Regions from separate parts of the Mus musculus genome. Here region 1 is linked to region 2. The links are chromatin loops, found by intact Hi-C in ENCODE. Cell type or tissue: left cerebral cortex. All regions are shown on one strand. Links, peaks and the distances in the headings refer to the core of each region. The heading gives the core; the rest is flanking DNA.

Region 1 (8,341 bases), core at 289-8,288, 68 kb before region 2:
CTTGTCCGAGGCATGGAGAACCTGAGAATTTGACTGTTATTATACTTGAGCTCTAAGCAAATTCTCTGAGTATACCACAATATTAGAAATGAGGCTATTATACAATCTCAATTAATTAAAAAAACTCAGATGAATGGCTGGGAAGATGGCTCACTGGCTAAGCACACATACTGCTCTTTCAGAGGATCCAAGTTCAGTTCCAAGAACCCCCTTTGAGCAGCTCACAACCACTTCTAACTACAGCTCTAGGAGATCCAATGCATCTGGCCTTCAACTGCGACTGTATTCATATGCCCACACAGGCAGGACCATACATATTCAAAAACAGAACCAACACACATGAGAAGGAAATTTGCCTAGTGAAACTCAGTTGAATTATTGAATAGTCCTTGTTTGCCTGTGGTTGTTCTTATACTGTGAGTGCTGCTGTGTAGCTCAGGCAGAGCTGTTTCCGTAGCCTGCTTTGCACCTTACCTAGGAAGCCTGAGGGAGGTGGAGTCTTACACATACACATTGAAGTGCTGCTCTTATTAATAATTGAAAAGGAGTAGCCTGGATGTTGTATGCTGTGTTCCACACAGGTTTTCTGTGAAGAGAGAGAAAATGCACATAAAATTGACCTTGGGATTTTGAATATTGTTTTAGTGCTTGAGTAACAGAGATGCATTGACCATGTGAATAGCCGGGATAGATTCAGTTGTAATTTCACATAAGCCACATTTATCCTTAGTTTGTTTGAACCAGTGCTCTTCACTGGAGGTGTGTCCACCTGTCTGTCCTTTCGCTTGCCGGGCTAGCAGTGCAGCAGTAGTGACATTTTCAGAACATCTTGATGAAATGTGCTCCAGGGAAGTGAGGACAGTGTCTTCAGACTGCTCAGAAGATAGCTTTTGTTCCCAGTAAACATAAGTACTGTGAGAGAGATTTTTTTCTCTCCCTAGTTCTTGTTTCAGTAGCTTCAGCCCTGTGTCAAAACAGGTGTTAACAGTAGTTGTGAGCACTGAAGCCTTGCTAGGGCTTATAGGCATGTGCCACCACGCCTAGCTAAAGGATCTCATTATGATTACAATATTTATCTTTTTGTTTAATAACAGGCTTTACTTTAGTCCTTTCTAATGTTTAGAGGAAATGGACACCATCTCTCTGTATCATCTGTAACATTTTTACATGTTAACCCTTTATGACCCGTATGACCTGCCTTTATGACCTGTAGCAGCAAACCTTCCAGGCCTGTGTTTTTCCCAATGGACAGCAAAAACATTATTTAACATTTCATTCTCTAGATATCCCTCATTTGGAGTAGACCATCTTTCAGTATCTGTTAGTATAGTTATTGCCTTGTTTGAAACTTGGCTGTACATTCTGTTGTTTGTTACTGATTAGTTGCGAGACTTTCAAAGTGAAGTTCATTAGCTAATTTACAACCCACAACGCATGTATCATTTCTCTGTATTCAGAATCAATTTGGCACAAAGATGTTCCTTGTGGCTTCTTAATCCAAGTAGAGAAAAAAAAAAAAAACCTCAAAGATCTTGGAGCTTTACTTTGAAAAATCTCTAAGTAATTGTGAAAGAGTGAACTTACAAAACATCACAGAGCAGTAGCTGAAGACAGAAGCCGGTGAAATTAACCATGATTTAGCTTCTACTTGGCAGCTTTGAATAGCTTAGTCTTGTCACTTTCCCTCCCCTTAGAGAGGAGACGAAGCACCTGAGAGGTTGTGTGTGGCCTTTACCCTCAGACAGGAGGTTCAGGAAACTGGGAGGATCTATCACTGGAATCAGTTGGCTCTGTTTGAATGAGGCTGCTCCAGGTTTATACTGATCATCTTCCCGGATGATCCAGCTTCAGGGCCAATACCTCTGAGCCTGTAACACAGGTGAGGAGGGGCACATTTCCCAAGTCAGCTCAGAGTCGGCTACAGTCTCTTTGGCCCTTTCTCAATAAAGTTGTGAGTCTTGCTAGATGTCATTATTTGAGGATTAGTTAGAATGGAGATTTCCTGATGACCACCCTCAGATGTGAGAATCCTCTATTAGAAAAAATAAAAATATTTTGTCTTCATCTCATCAAAAATTAGAATAGAAGAACTGCTCAGTTGTCTTATTGTCCACATTTGAGTAGAACACTTGTATTCTGTTCAACAGACATTTTAATGTGTGAGTCCCAAGACTTTAAGGCTCAGTGACTTATACAAGTCACTTATACAAGTCACTGATACAAGTAACTGGTATTTGTTATTTAAGTGTAAATCATGGTAAGTCTTGTAAAACTATACTTTAAAAATGTATTTGTATAAAATAAAAAGTGGAGTGTATAGTTCTTTCTTGGGGGTTTGCCTTTCACACAGACTGTTTAGACAGGTTTAAAGAATGGAAGAAACATGGATACTATAGAGTCTTTGGTCACTAGAAAGCTTAGAGTTAACCACATAAATGAAAACATCTACGTTTTAGCCAGTCATGAAGCTCACACCTGTAGTCCCAGGGTCTATGAGGGTGAGTCACTTCAAACCAGCTTGAGCTACAGTGACACCCTGTCTCAAAAATCTGTAACTATTGTGTTAAGGAAATTATAACATATGCTGCTAATTATGAGTAACATAAAAGGCTTGAATAATACTATTTTAGATTTCAGAAGGATGAAGGGCACTGGACAGTTTATATAGATAAAAAATAACAAGTGCTGGCTGAGAACCATGGGGCAGGAATTCATGTGAGTGCTGGAACAGGGAGAAGTTAGAAGGGAGGGGGAGGGAGGGAGGGAGGGAGGGAGGGAGAAAACCCGTAGGGGTAGTATGCTGGGAGCAAGAGCAAAAGCTGTCAATTACTGCTGACTGAAGAGTAAGAACAGCAGGAGCGGATGGTAATGTGAAGAGAGATGAAAGTTGCTGGTGACCTTTATGGAAACAATTTCACCGTGGAAAAAAGGCTGATCACCTAAATGGGCGGGTTCTAGAGAATGGGAGGACATGCCAGTCTCCTGTGTACAGTGTTATAGAGGGGGAGGAGAGCCTGAGGAGAAGGGGGAGCTACAGTAGCTATGTTGGAAATGTGTTATGATGGGAATGATTCAGTAGGAAGGAAAACAGTTGCCACATCAAAGTCCCTAGGAAGTGAGGAGAGAGGGATATATTTGGCATCCAAGGCTTATCAGATAAATACAGATGTTCAAAATCAAAAATTAGGAAAAACTAAAGCTAAAGGACGAAGAAACAACATAGCTAAGAACAAAAATGAGAGTGCAACATTACTACTAGAGATCTCATATTAATAAAAAGGGAATACTGAGGTCAACTTAATGTCAATAAATTTAAATTTTTAGTTGAGGGGCTGGAGAGATGGCTCTGCTGTTAAGAACAGTGTACTGTTTTTCCAAAGGAACTAAATTTTGTCTCCAGCAACCATGTCTGGCAGCTCAGAATCATATGGAGCTCCAACTTCAAAGGGATCCAGCACTCTGGCCTCCATGGGCATCAGTGCTCACATGTATGTATGTACATGTGCTCACATGTAGCTCACATGCTACATATAGGCATATCTACATGTGCATGACTACAAATAATACTTTTAAATTTCAGATTAAATGAATGAGGTTTAAGAAATACTCACAGAGCTTATTCAGAAAATAGAAAATCTGGGCTTGGAGCGGTGGCTTATTGTTTAAGAACACTTGCTCTCTCGCAGAGGACACAGGTTCAGTTCCCAGCATCCACATACTGGTTCACAATTTTCTGTGACTCCAATTCCAGGGGTTCTGACACCCTCCTCTTTGTTCTGAGGGCACTGAATTCATGTGGTACATATACATATATGCAAGTAAACGCTCATACATATTGAATAAATATAAATACATATTTGAAAAAAGAAAAATATAAAAATCTGTTTTTTTTTTTCAGACAGCTTTTCTTCTTGCCTCTTTTTCTATTTCCATGTGTTTTTGGAAGGTGCATGTGTTTCTGTGTGTGCACATGCTTGCGTATTTGTACATGGGGCTCATGCACGTGCATGCTGAAGTTGCTGTCGAGAATCAGCCTTGGCTATAGGTTGTTCTTCCATCTTATTTCTTGAGGCAAGGTCTCTCAATCAAAGCCAATACTTGCTAATATGGCTACTTGCTATCCAGCTTGCCCTGGGAGTCCCCTGTCTGCCTCCCAAGGCTGGAATTACAAGTAAGCTGCCATGCCCACCTGGCATTTACATGGGTTCTGCAAATCTGAACGCCTGTACCCACTCTCATATAGGTGCTTTAATCACTGCGCAACCTTCCTAGTCACCTCTTTCTTGCTTCTTAATATTACTTTTCACTATCTGTCAAGAGCTAGAATCACCTCGTAAGTAAAACAACTATCACGATGAGTTTCATGTTAAACTGCATTGGATTAGTCTATAATGTTTGTTGATTATTTGTAGCCAGAAACAGGGTTCCTTAGGTTTGTTGTCTGTTTGTGCCAGAAACTTGGGGACCCTTGGGGGTGCTTTTGTTCTCCTCTCCTCTTGACTGCGGCCTTCCTTAATGCTTATTTTAGAGACTGTATACCAATACTGCAGTATACCAATACTGGCGTTCTGTTGTTGCAGCAGTATGGGAGTCATAAAACAGTGATTTTCAATCTTCCTAATGCTTTGACCCTTTAATACAATTCCTTTAATACAATACTGTAATTTTGCTACTGTTATGAATCACAATATAAATATTTGATATGCAGGATATCTGATATGCAACCTCCCCAAAAGGGGTCAGGACCCATATGTTAAGAACCACTGTCCCATAGTCTTAAAATTATCAGCTTTTCATTGAAATTCCTCCTGGACTTTCTCTTAGTTTTCTCCTTAGTGGATAAGACAGGGGAGTGCAATTGGAGAAAGCCTTTCTTCAGGTAATATGAGGCTCTGAGAAACATTTTTCCCCCTAAAATCAGTAATGAGGACGGAAGTACACTTGCTCTTTTCTTACATAATATAGCGCTTGGAGGTTCGGTTCTTTATCTTAGCCGTGGAACCTCAGAGTTGTTCTGATTTGCATTTCCCTGGTGACTAAGGACTTGAACATTCTTTATACCATTCATCCATAGCAACAGCAACAGCATGGCACTGGCAGCAGAACAGATACGTACACTGATAGAGTAGAAGAAAGAGTACCCAGAAATAAACGCAGAGCCGGGGCCCGCTAATTTCTGGCAAAGATGTTTTGAAAAACAAACATTGGAGAAAAAGAGTCTCTTCAAATAAAGCTGAGAAAACACAATACCCACATACAGAAGAATGAAATTAGGATATCTCACTCTGTATAAAAGTCAATTCAAAATGAGTCAAAGACCTACTCTCCCTTCTTCAATATTCTCTTAAAGGCCCATATTCTCAAATACACCCTTGGAGCTTCCTTTAGTTGTGCCATGAATGCCTCCACATTTTTATTCTTTTTTTAGCTCCAACTAGGAAGCATCTAGGCTTCAAGGTCTTTCTCAAGTGTCATTTCCTGTGAGAAGTCTTACCTGACGTTATTAGACTTAGAAAGGTAAGTGAGTGACTTTCTCCACCACAATCCCTTACATGTTTTATTCTTAAATCAGGGGATAATTTACATTCAATAAAATGATTTGTAATGGAATATATGTACATATTTGCCCCTGTGTACTCTTAATACTCCTCTCCTGCCAAGACACAGGACATATCCTTTCCCTAATGGTTGTTCTTCCTCCTTTCAAGCCACTCACACAGACACAACTAGTGGCTCTCGTGTCTATCATCAGCGATAAATTGTGCTTGTTTGGGGCCATCAAGATGGCTCAGTGGATGGAGGTGTTTGCTGCACAAGCCTGGCGACTTGAATTCAATTCCTAGAACCCATGTAAAAGTAGGAGAAGTGACTCCACGGTCTTGTCCTCCAATCTCCACATGCCCACCATGGCCTTTGTGCGTCTTCTCCACATACACTCAAATATATAGAATTTTTAATTTTCAAAACTGTCTTGTTCTTTTTTGAACTTTAACTAGAATAACATGAACTATTATATTTCTGCCTCTAGATTCTTTTGCCCAACAATTCCCAGGATTCATTTGTTTTAGTGAGTATCAGTATTTGCAAAATTCTATTCAATAAAAAAATTGCCATTATTTGGTTAGCCATTCTTCTGTTAATGGACAACATAGCATTATGTTCAGATAACTTTATATTATAGTCAATGGCTTTTGTCTTATGCTAGAATCCCCACCACTTATTCTACACTTAGCAGACAATTCTTTAAAGCTTTGCTTTCAAATGAGATGGTATGTGAGATAGTTGAAAGCTGCTCTCACTGATAGGAGGATACTATCTTCAATTCACCAGTGGTTAAAAGGGAGTGACAAGCTCCTGAACTGAGTGTGTTAATGGCTCCATGGCCCTCCATGGAAAGGATTCGAATGGTTCTCTGTTAGTCACAAGAAGAGACACTAAGACATGTGAGACCTGGTTTAATCAGAGAAGCTACCTGGTTGTGCTATATGTTTCACTAGAAAAGCCTTTGCTTCTCCAAGTTGGCTGTGTCATCACTGAGTTGCTGTAGAGGCCTCAGAATGCCCTTGAGCCCAGGGATCCTCTGTGTGTTGTGTACACTGTAGGCCATTAAAAGAATTAATGTTTGAAAGGGGTGAACTCCAGTGGAAATTATGAGTTTGACTTACAGTACTCAGAGGTCATAGCTGGCCAAGTGAAGAGAGAGCTCACTCCTGCCTGTAGTGGGGGTCTAAGTGAAGGTGACACAGCTCTGGCCAAATCTCTCCTGCTTGGTGGCAAAGAGGAGATAGGATGGTTTGTCCTTATGTGGGTCCCCCTTCCCCCCATATTTTCTGAATTATGTAGTTGCTGTAATTAGGCTTCTATTTAAAGTGTAAAATTTGTACATTCTTGACATACATGGGGAAACCAAAATAATGAGCGTAGTCACCAGTTCAGCTGCTTCTCATATACTTGTGTAGTTAGTCCTTACATACACATATATACACATACCACTCCACCTCCCCAGGCAACCGCTGACCTGCTTCCTGTCGCTATGTTTATATTCTTCAGATTTCTCTCATATGAAATGATATCCAAGTACTGACGGAGAAGCACACACTCACACTGTGTGCGTTTACTGTTTTTCTCTAGACCTGCTTTAGGAAAAGACCTAAACGTGGCCTTGGGAATTTAGTTTTACTTAAATAAGAGGTAAAGCTTATCATCCCCTGGGAGCTGAGCCAGCTCCTCTGCCCACTGCAGTTGGTGATGCTGGCTCAGACTGTACCTGACTAGAAGTCAAAGTTGAATGCCACCAAACAGATTGGAGGCAGGAGGTTGTTACCTTTCTAGAAATCATTTAGGGTTTTCAGTGTCTGGAATCATTGCATGACCAAGGCAAGGATGGTGAGTTCTATTACAAACAAGTACTTCCAGACCATAAAGATGGATCTGGGTAAAAGTACCTGCTAGTGAGCCCAAGGGCATGAGGTGGACTCATAGGACCAACATGGTTGGAACGAGAAAAATGACTCCTGCAAGTTGTCCTCGGATATCTGTATGTGCTCTATGGCAACTTCCTGAAAACACATGTACACACACACATACATCCCCCACATACATACATCATACATACATGTATACATATGTAATACATACATACATACATACATACATACATAACTAGAGACAGAGAGCCAAGGAGACAGAGTTGGAGAGACAGAGAGAGAGAAAGAGAAACAAAGAGAGAGTAGGGTGCTTTATGTAGCCGGAGGAGGGCCCCCTAGTTCTGCTAATGAAGACCGCAATGGTCGATAGCTAGCCAGCCAGATACTTGTTTCCCACTAAGGAGATGAAAGCAGTGCTCCATGTTTCCCTGGGTGGTTGCTTCATGGAGTTAAAGTACACAGAAACAGCCAAGGCTGTTTAAGGCACTAGCAAACTGCTGGTTGGCCTACAGTCAGACTGACACAATACAGTCAAATATATGTCACCTGGTGGCAAGCAGTTCTATGGTAAATCATTCACCGCAGCCAGGAATTTGGCCCCTGTTTGTGCCAAGTCATTAAGTAATGAAGTGGGGAGGAGTTGTCCCCATGGCACCCAGCCTCATATCTCCCTGAAGTCTTGTGCGACAGTCAATTCTGAGTCATAAAAGTCACTATGAGCCCCTGGCTGGGTGACCTTCAGAGTAGATGGCAGCTCAACGTGGCCATACCCAGATGTACCCTGCAGACAGTGATAAGGATTGTGCCTCTGCTTCTTGCAGATGCCCCAGAGATCACTCCTCCTTGGAGGGAACCTTGTAGGGTTTGTGACACTCTGAAAGAGCACCACTCTCTAACGTAGTGAACGATGCAAT
Region 2 (8,341 bases), core at 279-8,278:
CCTCCCTCGCCAAGCCCCATAGGCAGAGATGTAGACGGAGTGCCCCTCGATGAACACAGCGTTGGATGGAATGCGATAGAGGGAACTTGAGACCTCAGGGCTCTGACTCCACAGTTCTCCAGCGAAGGGGGAGAACATGAGCTCTCTGCACAGCTACTTGTTCTGTTAATGAGCTGTGCTTCAACCAGAAAAGAAGGTGGGGAGGAAGACAAAGGAGAGGGATGGGGCAGGAAGAAAGAAGAAGGAAAAAAGACTAAGCTGGCTCTCACTGGGCAGACTTCTATGTCCAAACTTGTGCAGGCTCATTGATGGGGATGTGAAAACGCAGCGAGTTTTACAGCTTTCTTCATGCCATGCAGCGAGGGCATGGATTCATAACCTCTGTGTGAACTGCAGCTCTACTCTGCTCAGTTTCAGGCAGGATCAGTAAGAGGACAGTGTGACCCGGAGGAAACAGTGCCAAACTCCTGGCTCTGCCAGGAACCAGCCCTAGAACCTTCACAAGCCTCTCACCCTGTGTATGCCTCTGTTTTCTGACCTCTTAGTTGGAACAAGAATGTCTAACCCCCTACAGGTTTGGGCCCATATGTGTGAAAGTGCTTTGGAAAAAAAATCAAATAAATCTGTGTGTGTGTGTGTCTGTCTCTGTCTCTGTCTCTGTCTCTGTCTCTGTCTCTGTCTCTCTCTCTCTCTCTCTCTCTCTCTCTCATCGCTCCTGAGCCAGCTTGGAATAAAAGGAAGTTTGGAGAATCTCAGCCTTAATTTTCTAATGAAAATGAAAACTGTATTCGTGGATTCCTGGATTCCAGTGTGGAAACTCTCAGCCCATCACTGCCTCCAGTTACCATGGTGAGGCTGGCTCAGTTACTTGGCCGTGGAATTCTTCAGCTGCTACGCTCCTGTTGAACGTGCAATGATGTATGTTAATCAGTCTTTACAAAATACTGCATAATTAATTTAAAAACCATGAAAGTTCACAATTCTACACACAAGATAATTTATCATTTTAAGAGGATGAGCCTTACCTCTTTCCAGGTATCTAGGAAATCATGGTTAGCTGACATGAAGCCGGCTTGGGAGATAGAATTTAACCATTATAGCTTGGATTTCTTGCAGCCACGTCTCCCTGCATACCTGCTTGCTGAATCCACTCTCCGCTAACCTCAGGAGTCTCAGATCCTGGTCTTGGAATTGATCCAAAGCATGTCCTCCCTTCACAGTGCAGGACAGCTCACATTCCATGAAGCTCGTAAGTGAAACATAAATTAAACAGTCCTAATATCAAACCCAGCAGCTTTCACTGAGTCAGACAGAAAGGCACAGGGGAGAAAGAGCTTGGGTTTGCATCTCCACACCACTCGCTGTCCTACATGACCTTGGGCACGCAGCCTTCTGCTCTGAGTATCTTCAGATACTGTCTGAGGAGTGGGGACAGTATCCCTGTAACCCCAGCACCCAGGAGTCGGCAGCAGGGAGAGCACACGTTCACAGCAAGCCTGGGCTTTACAGACAAACACCACTTCAAAAATTCAAAATGATAACAATAATTTAAGATAGCAAAGATACAAGGGCTATAGTAAATACACCCCCACAGAGCCATCAAGAAGTAATATAATAAGCTAGGCATATTTAAATGTGGCACGGGGGCATGCTTAACACTGCATACATGTAGTTCTCTTAAAAGGCCCTGCATGGCTGAAGGAGGAAGAGGCCAGTAATTTTGTCCCGTAATTCCATACTTGGTGTGGGCAACCTCACCAACTTCCATGGGCCTTCAGGGATGAACAGGCAAAAACTTCCAGATACAGTTTTCTCCGTGGTTCTATATATTGGCCCCAGTCATTCTATTGAAATAAGACACCTTCTAAACAGTAGGCTCACAGGCACTGGGTCGCAGGGAAAGTCTGATGTGGGGGACTCAGAGCTACTGCCACATAGGCTTGGAAGAAGCTGGAAATTTCCTCTGTGCTCGAGTATACAAGTACTTCCACTCTAGCTGTCTACAACCTCAGGACTTCGAGATCTGCTCCCTCATTTCAGGTACTTCCAAAGAAACCTGGCAAGCAACCCCCAGTTGCCTGCACGTCGGTGTGCAACCATCCCTACGAGTGGGTTGGAGGAGCATGCCTGTGATTTTTCTTCTTCTCTTTCAACTGGAGTTGATGCACTAAGCTGGGCCACCTCACTTAGGCGCTGAGGCCTAACAGTGCTCAGGGAGGAGAGTCTGGGGCAGCAGTTTATACAGCTGGCTTTGTAACATGGATAGACAAAGATGAGTAGAGAGAGCTTCTCCCTGGGCCCATAGAATTGAGGTGCCTCTCTGGCCAGCAGCCAGTCTTGCTGGATCTAATTTCCTCCCAAGCCCTGTGTTGGCTAAAGATTTGACTGGTGGTTGGTAGGGCATCATAGTTCTCTCGTGTGAGATGGCTTGACCAGTGAACTAAGACACCTCCCAAGGAGACATGGCATATCGAGACCACTGGGATGGCTAAATGCATCATGAAGTAACTGCTTTATACCCCTTCACTTGAAGATTTGGGGGTTCCGTGGCAGTAATTAAGTGACTAGCATGGAATTACTGGCTAAGCCTTATGGCTTGGGCCTGTAACCTCAGTACGTGAGAGATAGAGGCAGGAGAACTAGGAGTTCAATGCCAGTGTTGGCTGCACAGAGAGTTTGAGTCCAACCTGGGCTCCATGGCACCCTCTGCCAAAGATAAACAACAAAGTAATGGCTGATTACTAATGTCTATACCGTTTTTAACAATGATGTACAAAGCATGGTTCTGATGTTGTATGCCTCTGCTTACTACCCACAATTTTGTGAGTGGAAGAAATGATGGCATGCTACAGCCAGAGTTCCCAAAGAATGTTAAAAGAATCAGAAATTTCTAGTCCTACAAACTTGGACTCTCTCTGCAGATTTTATTTCCTCTAGGGGCTGGGGTGACCTCAATCACACTATCTTTATGATAGGGACTTAATCCCACTTAATCCCAGTGAAAATGTGTAAAAAATCTTTTCTAATACTTAGGAAGGAAGACCACCATAATCCGTAATTACAAAGTTGGTTGACACCTGTAACCAGAGAGTTGCTAATGAAGACATTGGGCATGCTTTAGGAACAAGACTGCCTGGACCCATCTCACCTCTGAAAACCAAATTAAACCAAACTAACATAGCCCCAACTCAGGGAGTAAATCAGTCAGACATAGTGAACAATGGAAATCCCAACACAATAGCTTGTTGTTTTCTTGTTGCTGTTTGCACACACAGCCTAGACCAGCCTTGAGAGCATCAGCTTTCTGTTTCCTGAGTACTAGATTGCGGGCACACATCATCGTGCCCAGATCACAGCAGTCTTATGTGACTAGCTGCCCCTAGAAGGGAAGTGGTAAGGAAGAGAGCAGAGAAGTGGTGGAAGGAGCTATCCTCCTTTGTAGCCTTGTCTAAACAAAAGAGGAGGTACAGGGCAATGAAAGGTAATTCCAGATCCATCCACTGGAGGGGAGTAGTGAGCAACATGATGATGGGCAAAGTGCCCTGGGAGAGACAGGAAACAACTTTGTATGTTGACCTGCAACAATGAAATAACTCAGCCACATGAGTTTTAGAAACAAAGTTATTTACATGTAATGTTTTAAAGGCAGAGAAAGCCCAATAATCCATCCTATACCCATCAATTCTTCACTTTTTTACATCTTGTTCTCTTTATTGTCCATGTCAATTAAAAAACTCCTGATAACCTTGGGGCAAATATGTTGTCTCACATGTACTACACTGCTACAAGAACTTACATTGAGGAACTGGAGACATGTTTTCAGTAGTTAAAACATGTAGTTAAGAGCATTTACTGCTCCTGCAAAGAACCCAGTTTGGCTCACCTCACCCACATGACTGTTCACAACTGCCTATAATTCCAGCTACAGGGGAATCCAATGGCCTCTTCTGGCCTTCAAGGGTACTGCATGCATATGGTATACAATACCCACCCATACAGGTAAACACATAAAAATAAATCTCACTTGAAAGGCAGGAGCAGGTAAATCTCTGTTAGTAGCCAGGATGCTCAACATAGCAAAGTCCAGGCCACCCAGGGTTACATAGTGAGATAGAAAGAAAGAAAGAAAGAAAGAAAGAAAGAAAGAAAGAAAGAAAGAAAGAAAGAAAGAAAGAAAGAAAGAAAGAAAGAAAGAAAGAGAGAGGAGGGGAGAAGAGAAGAGAAACAAAGAGCTAATTTTTGTTCCCAAAACACATACACACACACACACACACACACACACACACACTGGATTCTTTAGTTGGTCTGCAGCTCATGTTTGTTTATGGTGGTATTTGAAGTTAGGGATCAACCATAATTCTTCTATGTAGTGAGCCAGTCCCCTACACTATCTATGCAGCAGTCACCCCTTCCTGTTGATTTGTCTGCTACACATCAATTGCATATGCACACTCATGTACATTTTTAGCACTTTCTTACCTTTGTTCTATGTAAATGTTTTATTATGTAGCTGTGCCGGTTGACCTTTCATGTCCCTCTTTCTCAACTGTATGTCTGCAATCATCAATATCATAGAAAAAGTAGCTCCCTTGATCTTTATAGTCAGCAGGTCATGGACTTGAACATGATAGCACAGACCATGGACACCCACATGGTCTCTGATGTCAACATGGTCTCCTGTGGCAGTTCAGACCATGGACATCAACATGACCCTCTTCCACTGCACAGGCCACGGACACCATCCTAGCCCTGACAACAGTACGGATCAAAGATATTAATATGGCGTCAGGTAGCAGTGCAGGATTCTCACGTCAACATGGCTCTCTGCAGCAGTACAGATCACAGACATCTAGATACCCAGATGGCCTTCAGTGGCAATACTGGCCACAGACCCCAGCTGAGGTAGGACTGGGGACCCAGACATGGCCCTCAGCAGTAGCATGATAGGCTATACCCATTAACACGTCTCAGATGGCTACCCACTCATAGCAGCATGGCCCCTCAGCAGCGTCCACAAACATCAGCATGGCCTCAGGGGCAGCCCAAACCGACAACATCTGTATGGCCTTTAGTGGTAACTTGGCCAGGAACATCAGCAGAAACATCCTGGCTGCTGTAACACCACTGACATCCACATGAACCTCAGGCTGCAACATGGACAAGGGCATCAGACCACAGATACCAAGTGGCTTCCAGGGGCAGCTTGGACCATAAAGGTCTTTTGAGAAGATCCAATCCAGAATATGAACAGTTCTTCATACTGGACATCTGCTGTTGCTCAGAACCAGGGCAGTTGTGCATGTGTCTGGGCAGCATGTTGTTCAGGGGCTGAGTTAGAGGGCAAGCCCGGGCTGCTGTCACAACCGTGTTGACCTAACTCAGCAACTCTGTGTTTCCCTGTCTACAGCAGGCTTCTCTCACACCTAGCATTTCCACCATGTCTCCATCAAATATTCATTTATCCTAGAGCATTGGAAACTGCAGTGTGTCACATAAGTGGTTTGGTTTGATATGGGTTTTTATTGTTTGGGTTTTTTTTTTTTTTGTATTTTGTATTTTATTTTTGTTTTTTTGCCCAAATAGTTTTGCATGCTATGGTGGTTTGAATGTTAGGCCCAGGGAGTGGCACTATTAGGAGGTGTGGACTTGTTGAAGTAGGTGTGGCCGTTGAAGGAAGTGTGTCACTGTGGCCATGTGCTTTAAGACCCTCATCCTAGCTCCCTGGAAGCCAGTCTTCTCCTGTTTGCCTTTGGAACAGGATGCTGAACTCTCAGCTCAGCCTGTACCATGCCTGCCTGGATGCTGCCATGCTCCCGCCTTGATGATAATGGACTGAACCTCTGAACGTGTAAGCCAGCCCCCATTAAATGTTCTTATAAGAGTTGCCTTGATCGTGGTGTCTGTTCACAGCAGTAAAACCCTAACAGAGACACATGCAAATATTCAAGTTATTAGTCTACTTATGAAACACCATAAGTACTGGGCCATTGCTGAGACTTCTCTCAGATATTCTGCTATTGCTCAGAGTCAGGGCAATCTTGCAGTTAGTGAGGGAGTCCAGAGGAAGGTTCTATGTGAGAAATGTATCTATCACAGCTCTCTGCCTCCAATATCTGCCACCCCAAGGTTTTACCAGGCTCAACCTTTGTGTTTGTAGCCTGTGGGCAGCTCTGCTGCCCCACACCCTCCATCTCCCAGCAGGGCACCCTCCACAGGCCAGGGCTGAGCTGGTTCCATGCTGGAAGCTGGCTAGTGGGCCTCGGGCCAGCCTTAGTCAGCAAGGAGCTGTTTCTGCAGGAGCTCCAGGGAGCTGCACACCCCCCTGCCATGGGACTCATCAGGAAGGACTTTCGTATGTGCGGCCTGCTGACCAAGACAGCAAAGAGCATAGATTTGTCACTCTGAGCCCGGCTCTTTTCTGCCATCTTTCCTTCCAGTTTTGTGAGTCCACATTTTAAAAGCATCTTCCCATAAGACTTACTTTTCCCCTCTTAGTTGTTCCAGAGCTAATGAAAACTATGCAGACTCCTTATCCGTCACCACTTCACCCCTTGGAGCCTACACATACACACACACACACACACACACACACACACACACACACACAAGTATATAAATATAACCTTCTGGGCTTGTGTTTGTTGTTTGATAGGATTTCAGGTCTCTCAGACTCCTGTTTTTCTCCTTTTCTAGAATTTATTTATTTATATTTGGCTTTATCAAGGCAGAGTTTCTCTGTGTAGCCCTGACTGTCCCGGAACTTGCTCTGTAGACCAGGCCTGTCTCTGTCTCCCTAGTGCTATAATGAAAGGTGCCCCCACTGCTGCCACAACCACCATCTGGCTCTGTCCCCAGATCTAAGGGCATGGTCTGTCTTCGGTGATACTAGACCAAACACACCAACCTCCCCTAAGGGGCTGATGTCCACACTGCAGCCCAAACTCTCCTCACTCACAGACCTTTCCATTGTGGAGAGGGGAAATGCTCGTCCCTAGAGTTCCTTCAGACTCTTGAGAAAGAAGATGCTAGGAAGCAATGCCTCAAACGCAGATCCACCCACCTCTGTCTCCTGAGTGCTGGAATTAAAGGCAGGCAACACCACTGCCTGGCCTTTCTGGAATTTTTAATTGAGCTGATTTTAGATACATTATGGTTCTGTTGCTCACATGAAAGTTGTCTTATTTTCTGTTGTGTTGAAGATTGCTGGTAAAGAAGAATATAACTGATTTTTCCCCTCCCATTTTTAGTTAAAATATAATTACATTATTCCTATTCTTCCTTTTCCTCCCTTCAATCCCTCCCATGCCCCATTCTCAAATTGATAGCTTTTTTATTACTGTTACACACACACACATACACACACACACACACACACACACACACACAATTATATAAATAGAACCTGCTGGGTCCATTCTTGTTTGATATGGGTTCTGGGCTGACCACTTTGTACTGGATAACCATGGGGGGATGGGGCTCCTGCCTGGGAGAAATTAATTCCTCTTCTTTGGGCAGTCATCACCTGACTATCTCTGGCTTTCTCTTGGATGGGAACCCCATGAGATCTCCCCTCCTCCACATTAGCATGTCTATTGATACTGCCATTGTTCAGGTCTTGTTTGTGCAGCTGTGTCCAAGAGAAGCAGTCTTACAACAGACTTCCTGCTATTCTGGCTTTTACCATCTTTCTACCCCTTCTTCTGTGACGTTCCCTGAGCCATCCGTGTAGGAGCTGTGCAACAGATGTATCCATTGGAGTGGGCCTCCTCCAGACTCATGGAGCTTTGCATGTATCTAGTTGTGGCTCTCTGCAGTTGTCCTGTTTGTGGTTGAGAGAAGCCGTTTTGGAGATGGGTAATAGAGCTCTATTGCTTTCTGTGAGCAGATCTGTTCCTGACATTCTTGCTGAGCATGGATATTCAATCATTTCCCTGTTTCTTCTGTGGTCTGCATAGTGTTAGATCTCAAACCCTAGACACATGGCTAACTGAGGTGCCTCTTAACCGATCAAATCTGGTATGCGAATAATTAGAATATACATGAAATAAGGACAGTTTGTCATTTATTTTGAAATTCGTATGTCCATTGCCTCTTTTTCTTGTTTTATAACACTGCCCAGAGCCTCCAGGACTCGGCTGAGTAGAATCAGTTTCCACTTCTATAGTGGTTCCAAATTCATGTGACCCAGCCAGTAGACCACTTTGTCCTGAGCCAGCTGCTCACTTGACCCTCTATCTCTTTACCGTCCACGTCCCCTTGTTGAGATTTGGTCTACTGCTATCTATAACGGAAAGTCTAGGCCAACGAGTAGCTTCTCCTGGCTATAAGTTTCTGTTGTGTA

The links. Hi-C counts contacts between places; a loop is a spot of excess contacts. Peaks named below come from ENCODE experiments on the same cell type or tissue, not always from the same donor. Only the 100,000 strongest peaks of a DNase experiment are listed, where the experiment ranks them.
Region 1: it touches region 2 in a loop (2.2-fold over the local background); 11 of 42 quality-filtered maps call a loop at or near these places.

What each region holds. Positions count from the first base shown.
Region 1 is chr9:66,769,183-66,777,523 of GRCm38, reverse strand. Aph1b (aph1 homolog B, gamma secretase subunit) reads left to right here. Exons shown (of 6, transcript NM_177583.4): 6 at 1-2,037. Among named protein-coding and RNA genes, the nearest start is that of Aph1b, 22 kb to the left of the region's middle. In left cerebral cortex, for the core only: no CTCF peak of the experiment used is centred there; a DNase peak (open chromatin) is centred at 5,090.
Region 2 is chr9:66,701,121-66,709,461 of GRCm38, reverse strand. No RefSeq gene overlaps it. Among named protein-coding and RNA genes, the nearest start is that of Car12, 8.4 kb to the left of the region's middle. In left cerebral cortex, for the core only: a CTCF peak has its summit at 3,500; DNase peaks (open chromatin) are centred at 865 and 3,494.